2 separate regions of the Homo sapiens genome follow, and region 2 is linked to region 1. Evidence: read pairs that join two places in POLR2A ChIA-PET (ENCODE). Cell type or tissue: endothelial cell of umbilical vein. All regions are shown on one strand. Each heading gives the region's core, and the rest is flanking DNA. Links, peaks and the distances in the headings are about the cores only.

Region 1 (5,382 bases), core at 326-5,325:
AAATTCTTCTAGACGTTGCCATAAACAAAGAGTTCATGACTAAGACCTCAGAAGCAAAAGCAACAAAACCAAAAGTAGACAGATGAGACTTAATTAAACTAAAAAGCTTTTTATACAGCAAAAGAAACAACAGAGTAAACAGACAGCTTGCAGAATAAGCAAAAATATTTGCAAAATACATATGCAAAAGACCAATACCCAGAATCTACAAGGAACTCAAGCAACTCAACAACAACAAAAGAACCCCAAATAACCCCATTAAAAAGTAGGCAAAGGAGATGAAAGACATTTTTCAAAAGAAGACATACAAGTGGCCAGGAAGCATTTGAAAAAATGCTCAATATCACTAATCATCAGAGAAATGAAAAATCTATGAGATACCATCTTATACCAGTCAAAATGGCTATTTTTAGAAAGTCAAAAGTAACAGATGTTGGTGAGGATGTGGAGAAAAGGGAGTGCTTATATAGTGCTGGGAGAAATGTAAATTAGTACCACCTCTATGGAAAACATATGGAGAGTTCTCAAAGAACAAAAAATAGAACCGTCATTTGATCCAGCAATCCCACTACTGGGTATATACCCAGAGGAAAAGAATTCATTATGTCAAAAAGATACCTGCACACATATGTTCGTTTTATCTGATATAAAAAGTCTGTTTTATCTGGTATAAAAAGAATGGAATCATGCCTTTTGCAGCAATATGGATGAAACTGAAGGCTGTGACAATAACTCAGAAATTCAAATACTGAATATTCTCATTTATAAGTGGAAGCCAAATAATGTGGACATATGAACATAGAGTGTGGAATAATAGACACAAGCATGAGCTATCATGCCCAGCCTCAAAAAATTTAATTTCCCTCTTAATTTTGTCATTGACCCAAAGGTTGTCCAGGAGCATGTTGTTTAATTTACATGTGTTTGTATATTTTTGAGAGTTTCTCTTCAGATTGATTTTTAGTTTTATTCCATTGTGTGAAGATACTTGATATGATTTTGATTTTTTTTTAAATTTATTGAGACTTGTTTTGTGGCCTGACGTTTGGTCTGTCTTGGAGAATGTCCCATGTGCTAATGAGAAAAATGTATCTTTTGTGGTTGTTGGGTAGAATGTTCTGTAAATGTCTGTTAGGTCCATTTGGTTTTAAGTTCAGTGTTTCTTTGTTGACTTTGTCTGTCTCAGTGTTGAAGTCCCACATTTTGTATTGCTATCTGTCTCTTTTCTTAGGCCTAGTAGTATTTGTTTTATTAATCTGGTACTCCAGTTTTGGGAGTATATACTTAGGATTGTTATATCTTCTTGTTGAATTGATCCCTATGTCATTATATACTGGCCTTTAAAAAAAAAAAAACTATTGTTGATTTAAAGTCTGTTTTATCTAATATAAGTATAGTTACTCTTGCTTGCTTTTGGTTTCCTTTTGCATGGAACATTTTTCCACCCCTTTACCTTCAGTCTGTGTGTCTTTAACAGTAAGGCAAATTTCTTGTAAGCAGCATGTAGTTGTTGTTTTTTAATCCATTGCACCAATTTATATCTTTGAAGTGGTGCATTCAAGGTTAATACTGATGCATGAGGTTTTGTTCCAGTCATAATGTTAATTGCTATCTAGTTGCTTTGTAGATTTTTTTTTTTCTTTTAAGCAAGAGTCTTGAGTCTTGCTCTGTCACCCAGTCTGGAGTGCAATGGCGCGATCTTGGCTCACTACAACCTCCACCTCCCAAGTTCAAGCGATTCCCTTGCTTCAGCCTCCCAAGTAGCTGGAATTACAGGTGCATGCCACCATGCCTGGCTAATTTTTGTATTTTTAGTACAGACGGGATTTTGTCACGTTGGCCAGGCTGGTCTCGAACTCCTGACCTCAGGTGATCCTCCCGCCTTGGCCTCCCAAAGTGCTGGGATTACAGGCGTGAACCACCGCAACCAGCCAGCTTTGTAGATTCTTTGTTTGTTTTTTGTTCCCGCTTTGTGGTCTTCTGGAGTTCTGTCATGTTGCCCTTTTATTTCTTTCTTTTCCTTATTTGTATAATTGTTTCATAAAACTTGTGAGTTTCATGTGTTTTTATGATAGAGTATCACCTTTTGTTCCCATGTTTAGAACTTCTTTAAATATTTCTCATAGGACCAATCAAGTGGTGATGAATTCCCTCATTTGCTTATCTGGGAAACACTTTATTTCTCCTTCATTTGTGAAGCTTACACTAGCAGGATACAAAATTCGAGTTTGACCATTTTCTTTAAGCACTTTGAAAATAGAATCCCCGTCTCTTCTGGCTTCTGAAGTTTCTGCTGAGAAGTCCACTGTTAGTTTGATGAAGTTTCCTGTATAAGTGACTAGACACTTTTACTGTATTTAGGGATTTTCCCTTCACATTGACCTTAGACAGCCTGATGACTAGATGCCATGGTGAGATCCTTCTCGCAATGTATTTGGCTGGAGTTTGTTGAGCGTCTTGTATCTGGATGTCTAGATCCTTTGCTAGACTAGGGAAGGTTTTCTCAATTATTTTCTCAAATAGGTTTTCTGAAATTTTTGCTTTTTCTTCTCCTCTAGGAATACCTATGATTCATAGGTTCCAATGTCTTATGTAATCCCTTACTTTTCAGAGGCTCTACTCATTTTTTAAAATTCTTTTTTCTTTTTTTTTTTTGTCTGACTGGATTAATTGAAAAAACCTATCTTAAAGTTCTGAGGTTCTTTCTTCTGCTTGGTCTAGTCTGTTGTTGAAGCTTTCAAATGTATTTTATAATTCCTTCAATGAATTTTTTATTTCCAGGAGTTCTGTTTGGTTTTCTTTTTAAAATACCTATCTCTTTGGTAAATTTCTCATTCATTTCCTGAACTGATTTTCTGACTTCTTTGTATTAGTTTTCAGATTTCTCTTGTATCTTGTTGAGCTACTTTTTTTCTTTTAATTTAATTTTATTTTGAAACAGGGTCTCGCTCTGTTGCCTTGTCTGGAGTGCAGTGATGCAGTCATAGCTCATTGTAAGCCCAAGCAGTCCTCTGCCTCACTGTCCTAAGTAGCTACAAATTCAGGCACATACCACCACACCTAGCTTATTTTTTTATTTTTTGTAGAGATGGAGGGTTATACTGTGTTGCCCAGGCTAGTCTTGAACTCCTGGCCTTAAGTGATCCTCCTTCCTCTTGCCTTGGCTTCCTAAACTATTGGGATTGCAGGCATGAGTCACTGTGCCCTGCCCCTGACAGCTTCTTCTTTTTTTTTTTTTCTGAGACAGAGTTTTACCCTGTCACCCAGGCTAGAGTGCAGTGGCACGATCTCGGCTCACTGCAGCCTCCACCTCCTGGGTTCAAGTGATTCTTGTGCCTCAGCCTCCTGAGTAGCTGGGATTACAAGCGTGCGTTACCATGCCTGGCTAATTTTTGTATTTTTTTAGTAGAGATGCGGTTTCACCTTGTTGGCCAGGCAGGTCTTGAACTCCTGGCCTCAAGTGATCCATCCACCTTGGCTTCCTAAAGTGCTAGGATTACAGGTGTGAGCCACTGTATCCAGCCCCTGATAGCTTCTCTAAATCAGTGTTTTGAATTCTTTATCTGGCATTTTGAAGATTTGTTTTTTAGTTAGGATCCATTGCTAGAGAATTACTGTGTTTCTCTGGGGGTGTCATAGCACCTTTTTTTTTTCATATTTCCAATATTACTGTGCTGATTCATTTGTATCTGGGATAACAGTTGCTTCTTATTATTTTTTAGTTTACTTTTGTTGGGGCAGGACTTTCTTTCCCTTGAGGATGTATCTATTATGTATGTTGAGTAGGGTCATTTGGCTTTGCTTCAGGGTGCATTCAGTGACATAGACACTGTATGATAGCCTTGGTTATAAAGTAGTCTTAGTATGGTGGCTTTCTCAAATGCCAGTGACAGTAGTAATGTACGGGGTGGGTGATTGGGCTCAAGGCCTCCTGCCTAGCTGGGGTGGATGATGGTGGCAGCAGAGGTCGTGCAAAACTTGCTTTCTTCCAAGGCACTATGCAGTTGTATCAATAGATGTTGTAATGGGTGGTGCAGGTTGACTTCCCAGCTAGGAGGTGGTGCCTGCAGATGAGCGTCAGCTGCAATAGTGGCAGTAGGGTGATTAACCTTTGTAATTCAAGAATTATTCAGGTATCTCAGGTACCGAGCTGGGCCGTGAAACTCTCAGGGGTCCTGGTCTTGTGCTGTGCTTCCAGGGTAGATTGTGGGGTGAAGCCAGGCAGGCTGGACCAGCCAAGCTCATGTTTGAGCCCCCTGAATGGGTACTTAGGGCCTGGGATAAAATTTCCAGAGGCTGCCTCATACATTGTTTCAAGAATTACTTTATCTTAGATAATCTTGGTATCTGGTAGTGTAAGTCTTCCAGCTTTGTTCTTCTTCAGAATTGGGTTGGCTATTGTAGGTCCTTCAAATATCCATGTAAATTTTAAAGTCAGTTTGTCATTTTCTACCAACAAGTAAATAAATAAAAACTCCTGGGGCATTTTTATTATGATTCCGTTGAATCTGTAAATCTAGTTGGGGAGAATTGACAATTTGTATTATCAAGTCTTCTAATTCATGACCAGCTTCATTTATTTAAGTCTTCTTACATAAGTTTTTTTTCTTCAGCTTTTAAGTTCCAGGGTACATGTGCAGGATGTACAAGTTTATTATGTAGGTAAACATGTGCCATGGTGGTTTGCTGCACAGATAATCCATCACCCAGGTATTAAGCCCAGCATCCATTAGCTATTCTTCCTGATGCTCTCCCTCCCCTCACTCCCACCCACAACAGGCCCCAGTGTGTATTTTTCCCTGCCATGTGTCCATGTGTTGTCATTGTTCAGCTCCCACTTATAAGTGAGAACATGCAGTGTTTGGTTTTCTGATCCTGCATTAGTTTGTTGAGGATAATGGCTTCTAGTTTCATCCATGTCCCTGCAGAGGACATGCTCTCGTTCCTTTTTATGGCTGCATAGTATTTCATGGTGTACATGTACCACATTTTCTTTATCCAGTCTGTCATTGATGCGCATTTGGGTTGATTCCATGTCTTTGCTATTGTGAATAGTGCTGCAATGAATATATATAAATCATTCTGTTTCTTTGGCTATATACCCAGTAGTGGGATTGCTGGATCAAATGGTATTTCTGCTTCTAGATCTTTGAGGAATCACCACACTGTCTTCCACAATGGTTGAACTAATTAAACTCCCACCAACAGTGTAAAAGCATTCCTTATTCTTCACAACCTCGCCAGCATCTGTTGTTTCTTGACTTTTTAATAATTGTCATTCTGACTGGCGTGAGATGGTATCTCATTGTAGTTTTTATTTGCATTTCTCTAATGATCAGTGATGTTGAGCTCTTTGTCCTATGTTTGTTGGCAACATAATGT
Region 2 (5,382 bases), core at 150-5,149, 250 kb after region 1:
TAACAATGGGGTGACTGGTTTTGAAAACTGAAGGCAGACTTTACATAGTTGTTGAAATGATATGGTAAAGATGTCCTTAAGGACAGGTCAGAAGGCAACAGATTGCAGCAACTGAAACTCCGAACAGTTAAGTGACCTGCCCCAAATCAAACAGCTGGTCCACAGTGCAGGGAGGCTCTTGACCCTCACACTCTCCTTAGCCACGATCTTAAACTGCCCCTTAGAAAAAAAACCCAAGCGTACAGGTTTCAAATCAGAGGATTTTCAACTAAGAGGAGTTCCAAGACAGGCTAACTAGAAACAACAGGTTCATTAAATGATGTCTTTTACTAAAAACAAATATTATAAACTTTTAGTAAGAGCAGAGGCCCACAGTGAAGCTCAAAGTGACTACTTTTGAAAGGAAATTGCCATTGCTCTATCCACAGAAATACATCACACCTGTTACCACTGCACACTCTTGGCTAGAGATCAGGCATACTCCAGCATAATAAGATAAAAAAAAATCCTTTTGCTTTAAGCTGTGTTCTCTTATTTAGATTAGAACATAATGGTACTCACAATATTAAGAATTTAATGACTTAAAAGTCACTATACTACATATCACTGAGCAATGCAACGTGAAAAGATAATTTTCTATCCTCTCTTGCCCTTAGAAATTAAGTTCAGCAGGGTGAAGTAAAGTTCATGAATCCAGAAGATGGACTGACAAAACCTTTCCAACCAGTTGGTTCCCATTCCCCTCCACCATCCGACCCTAAGGCTACAGATCAACTATATACAACATGTATGTATAGTTCCCATATACATGTGATTCTGAGACACCATTTAGAGCCCTATTTAAAATAAAATAATCTGCAGAGAATGGACTTACGTAATTGCAACATTGCTCCCATCTATAACAATGTGTTTCAAATCCGTTCTCCCTGGTTCATTTTTTAATTCCAGCTTGTAGGGTATTTTTAGAGTATCTCGAAACCTTTGAACCCCAGTAACTGAGGAATCAATATGATCAGAAGGTCCTGCCGACCTTGCATCAGTAACCGAAGGTAACAGCTGGGGCAGTGGCATTGGTGGAGAAAGGGTTGAGCAATTTGGCTTAGAATGAGGAGAACTACAACATCCTAAACGTTTTTCACAGGCAGATTTCATATTATTTGGAAGCAAGGGTTCTGGCTGCTGGTGTAAACCATTTTCAGGAAAAAGTGGAACTCTGGGCTGGTGACTTGAAGCTCCCCTTGAAACAAAATTGACTTCTTTGGGACTTGGAGAGGCAACAGAAGGTGAAAGGCCATCAGTTTCAGGGTCTGTGTTACAAATGTAGTTCTGGTTTGAACCCCAGACTTCATGTTTCTGTTCTATTGGCACTGTTCTGAAAGTATTAATTCTACAATTTGAGGTACATGGTTTAGCTTCCACTTTGAATGGTAACTGAGAAAATTTTTCTACCATATTTTGCTGTGTGTGAGCCTGTGTTTTCTTTGGAGTGGAATCAGTTGTAAGCTCATTTGTGCTGCTATAAACACCTTTATTTTTGGTTTTGTTGGTCTCTGGATACACTGTACCAGCTGAAAATTCTCTGTCTTCTTGGAATCTTTTATTTTCTTTTTCAATTTCCTCTAAGAGCAATAATGGTTCAGTAGATGGTCCATACACCTTAATGACCTTTTCAACAATTTCTTGGGAGTAGCCCATGGTTTTAAAAAAGTTTACGAGGATGTTGTATTCCATTTCCTCAGTAGTTTCTTTTATATCTGGACTTAAATTTTCAGAATCAGCAGAAGAATCAGATAGGTCAGCTATTACATTTCCAGCCAATGTCTTAGCATCGTGTAAAATCTCCCCCTCCTGAACATTTTCCAAAGAAAACTGCTTCTTCGTATGCCTTTCTTCAGAATCAGAAAATCTCCTTTTCTGACAAATTCTCTCATTGGAAAGTGCCTCTTCATCTGGGGTTAGACCATTTATTGGATCAAAAAGCACATCTGGTGAGCTAGAAAGGACTGTGTCCATTTGTTTTGTAAGCTCAGAAACAGGAGTCCCAGCTTTATTTCTTGCCTCTTCCTGCAAAACAGTTTCATCTCTAGAAATATTCAGCCCTGTGGCAGCATTCTGTGTAAACTCTGTTTGTTGAGAATCTCTCATTTCAATAACCTCATCATCTCCTGTTTCAAAGAGATTCTCCTCACCTTGTGTGAGTGTCAAAAGTTCTTTTTTCAAGGAAGTGGGCAAAATCAACAAATCCATTGTGTAATTGTCTGCATGGGCTTCAACAAATTGTTTGAATTCCCTTTTCACCTCTGATTCTTTCTGACTACTGGGTAGGTTCTCTTTATTTTCAAAGAGCTTTACAAATTGTTGAATGTGACTCCTAGCCATGACCACAGCCTCAGCACTTCCTCTGATGCCAAGAAGGCCAATGTCCAGAATGCAGAGGTCAGCACAAGTATCCTGAATCAAGCTTTTCAGAAACAGGCTCTCTGCCCCAACAAAAATGCAGTGCATGTCCTTGGGGTAACATTCTCTTTCTTCTAGTTCAGGTTCACAGATTCCTTTAATATATTCCTGTAAAGAGAAAATAAGAAATTAGGTCAATTTACAAAAGTTCCTTATAGCACATAATAAATTACCATGTAACTACAAATGTCAGGCCGATTTTATAAAAATCACAAGCATGTTTGTAATTTTGAACAAAATGTCATGTTTTAAATAAAACATTGAAAATAACAGATATAACTTGCTTAAACCATCTTTAGAGGAACTGAAAACTCTGCATCCAAATCTAAAAGGTGGGTATTTTGTAACATTTTATGCAATGTGATCTTAGGGATTTGCTGAGCTACACAGTGAATAATCCCAAGGCTGGATTTATTTACATCTCTAATGAAAAGACATCTTTGCTTGCTACCAGTAATTTATTACTTCCATGACATAATCAAGAGATAAGATAATCAAATCAAGTGATTGACTACAGAACAAATCTTGACTTTTGCTACTATTACCCTTGGTTTCCAGATTTCTTGAAGGTATAAAAGAATAACATTAATTTTTTTTTTCAAAGCAAAAGCAAGTTTATTAAGAAGCAAGAATAACATTAATAAAAAATTTTTTTCCAGCTGGTTGAAACAATCTATATCCTGTATGATTTTCTGTCTGTTTTCTAAAGAAAACCAGACTGTTAAATTAAATGCAGATCTAACAGAACAAGTGAATGCTGGACAGTATTGGTGTTCTCAGATGTTGGTATTGAAATAAAAAATTTAAAAAAAAAAGTTTTCTTTTAATTTAGCCTGGGCAACATGGTGAAACCCCATTTCTACAAAAAATAAGCTGGGAATGGTGGTGTGTGCCTATAGTTCCAGCTACTTGGGAGGCTGAGATGGGAGGATCGCTTCAGCCCAGGAGACTGAGGCTGCAGTAAGCTGAGATCATGTCACTGCATTCCAGCCTGGGCCAAAGAGCGGGACCCTATCTCTAAAAAAAAATTTTTTAAATTTTTAATTGACAAATAATGATTGTATATATATATATAATTTTTTTTTTTTGAGATGGAGTTTTGTTCTAGTCACCCAGGCTGGAGTGGAATGGCGCGATCTCCCAGGTTCAAGCGACTCTTCTGCCTCAGCCTCCCAAGTAGCTGGGATTACAGGCATGTGCCACGACACCTGGCTAATTTTGTACGCTAGATGGGGTTTCACCATGTTGGCCAAGCTGGTCTTGAACTCCTGACCTCAGGTGATCCCCCTGCCTCCACCTCCCAAATTGCTGGGATTACAATTAGTTGCTACTGATTGAAACAGTCTATATCCTATGATTTTTTTGTCTGTTTTCTAAAGAAAATCAGACTGTTAAATTAAATGCAGATCTAATAGAACAAGTGAATGCTGGCGTGAGCCACTGTGCCTGGCTGATTGTATATATTCATGGGTTACACAGGGAAGTCTCAATACATATAATAATGTATAGTGATCAGAACAGGGTAATTAGCATATCCATTTCAAACATTTAGCATTTCTCTGTGTTGGGAGCACTCTATATCCTCCTTCTAGCTATTTGAAACTATATATTATTGTTAACTGTAGTCATTCTACAGTGATATGGAACACTAGAATTTATTCTCCCCAGGGAGCTGTAATTTTGTATCTATTAACAAATCTCTCCCTATCCTTCCTAGTCTCTAGTAGCCTTCTATTTTCTAATTGTTTTTTTACTGTTGAGTTTTGAGAGCTCTTTATATATCCTAAGAGTCTTTTGTCAAATATGTGGCTTGCAGATATTTTCTCCTGGTCTGTAGTTTGTCTTCCCATCCTCTTAACAGGGTGTTTTGTGACAGCAAGTTTTTACTTTTAAGGAAGTTCGGTTTTTAGATTTTATTCTTCACCAAGCCTGGGGTACTGAAGACCTCTCCAATGTTATCGTCTAAGTTTTACATTTAAACCTATGATCCATTTTTAGTACATTTTAAAAGAAGGTGTGAGGGTTAGCTTGAGCTTCACATTTTTGCCTATAGGTATAATATTGCTCTAGCACCATTTCTTGAAAAGGCTATTCTTTCACTACTGAATTGCACTTTTGTCAAAAAATCACTTTGCCATACTTGTGTGGAACTACTTGTGAGTTCCCTATTCTGTTCCAATCTGTGTAAATCTATCCCTTCATCAAGACCACACCGTTTTGATTACTGTAACTCTATAATTTCTTAAAATTGGGTAATGATTTGCTCCCTCTTTATAATTTTTAAAATTGCTTTAATTATTCCAGTTCCTTTGTCTTCCCATACACATTTTAGAATAATTTTGTCTGTGTCTGCAAAATATCTTGCTGGAATTTTATCAGCAATTGTGCTGACAATTATGTGTCAGCAAGTGACATGAATCTGAGCATAACTGACATCTGCTGAGTCTCCTGATCCATGAACCTGGTATTTCTCTCCATTTATTTAGATTTCATTTGCTTTCTTTCATTAGCCTTTTGAGTTTTGAGAATACAAATCCTGTACATGTTTTGCTAGATTTCACGTTTTAAGAATTTTATTTTTCTGAGTGATTGTACAGTGTTGTACTTTAAATTTTGGTTTCTATGTGTCCACTGTTAGTATATACAAATATAATTGATTTCTGTATGTTAATCATGTATCTTGAAACCTTCCTGAACTCACTTATTCCTATTGAAAGTTCAAGGATCTGTGTGTATGTGTAGTTTCCTGGGGAATTCCTACACAGACAATTGTATCATCTACAAATATTTCTTCTTTTCTGATTTATATGCCGTTTATTTTCTTGCCTTATTGCAGTGGCTAGAAGTACAGCACTATGTTGGCGAGCAGTGGTGAGACTGGGTATGCTTGCCTTGTTAATGATCTACAGGGAAGCACTCAATCTT

The links. ChIA-PET counts read pairs that join two places held together with the same protein. Peaks named below come from ENCODE experiments on the same cell type or tissue, not always from the same donor. Only the 100,000 strongest peaks of a DNase experiment are listed, where the experiment ranks them.
Region 2: POLR2A ChIA-PET joins it to region 1 with 5 read pairs; 3 of 35 experiments call an interaction of 5 or more read pairs at or near these places.

The regions. Positions count from the first base shown.
Region 1 is chr16:48,308,719-48,314,100 of GRCh38, forward strand. The region is part of intron 11 of LONP2 (lon peptidase 2, peroxisomal); the gene reads left to right. Among named protein-coding and RNA genes, the nearest start is that of ABCC11, 64 kb to the left of the region's middle. In endothelial cell of umbilical vein, for the core only: no CTCF peak of the experiment used is centred there; no DNase peak of the experiment used is centred there.
Region 2 is chr16:48,559,880-48,565,261 of GRCh38, forward strand. N4BP1 (NEDD4 binding protein 1) reads right to left here. Exons shown (of 7, transcript NM_153029.4): 2 at 875-2,565. Among named protein-coding and RNA genes, the nearest start is that of N4BP1, 48 kb to the right of the region's middle. In endothelial cell of umbilical vein, for the core only: no CTCF peak of the experiment used is centred there; a DNase peak (open chromatin) is centred at 2,392.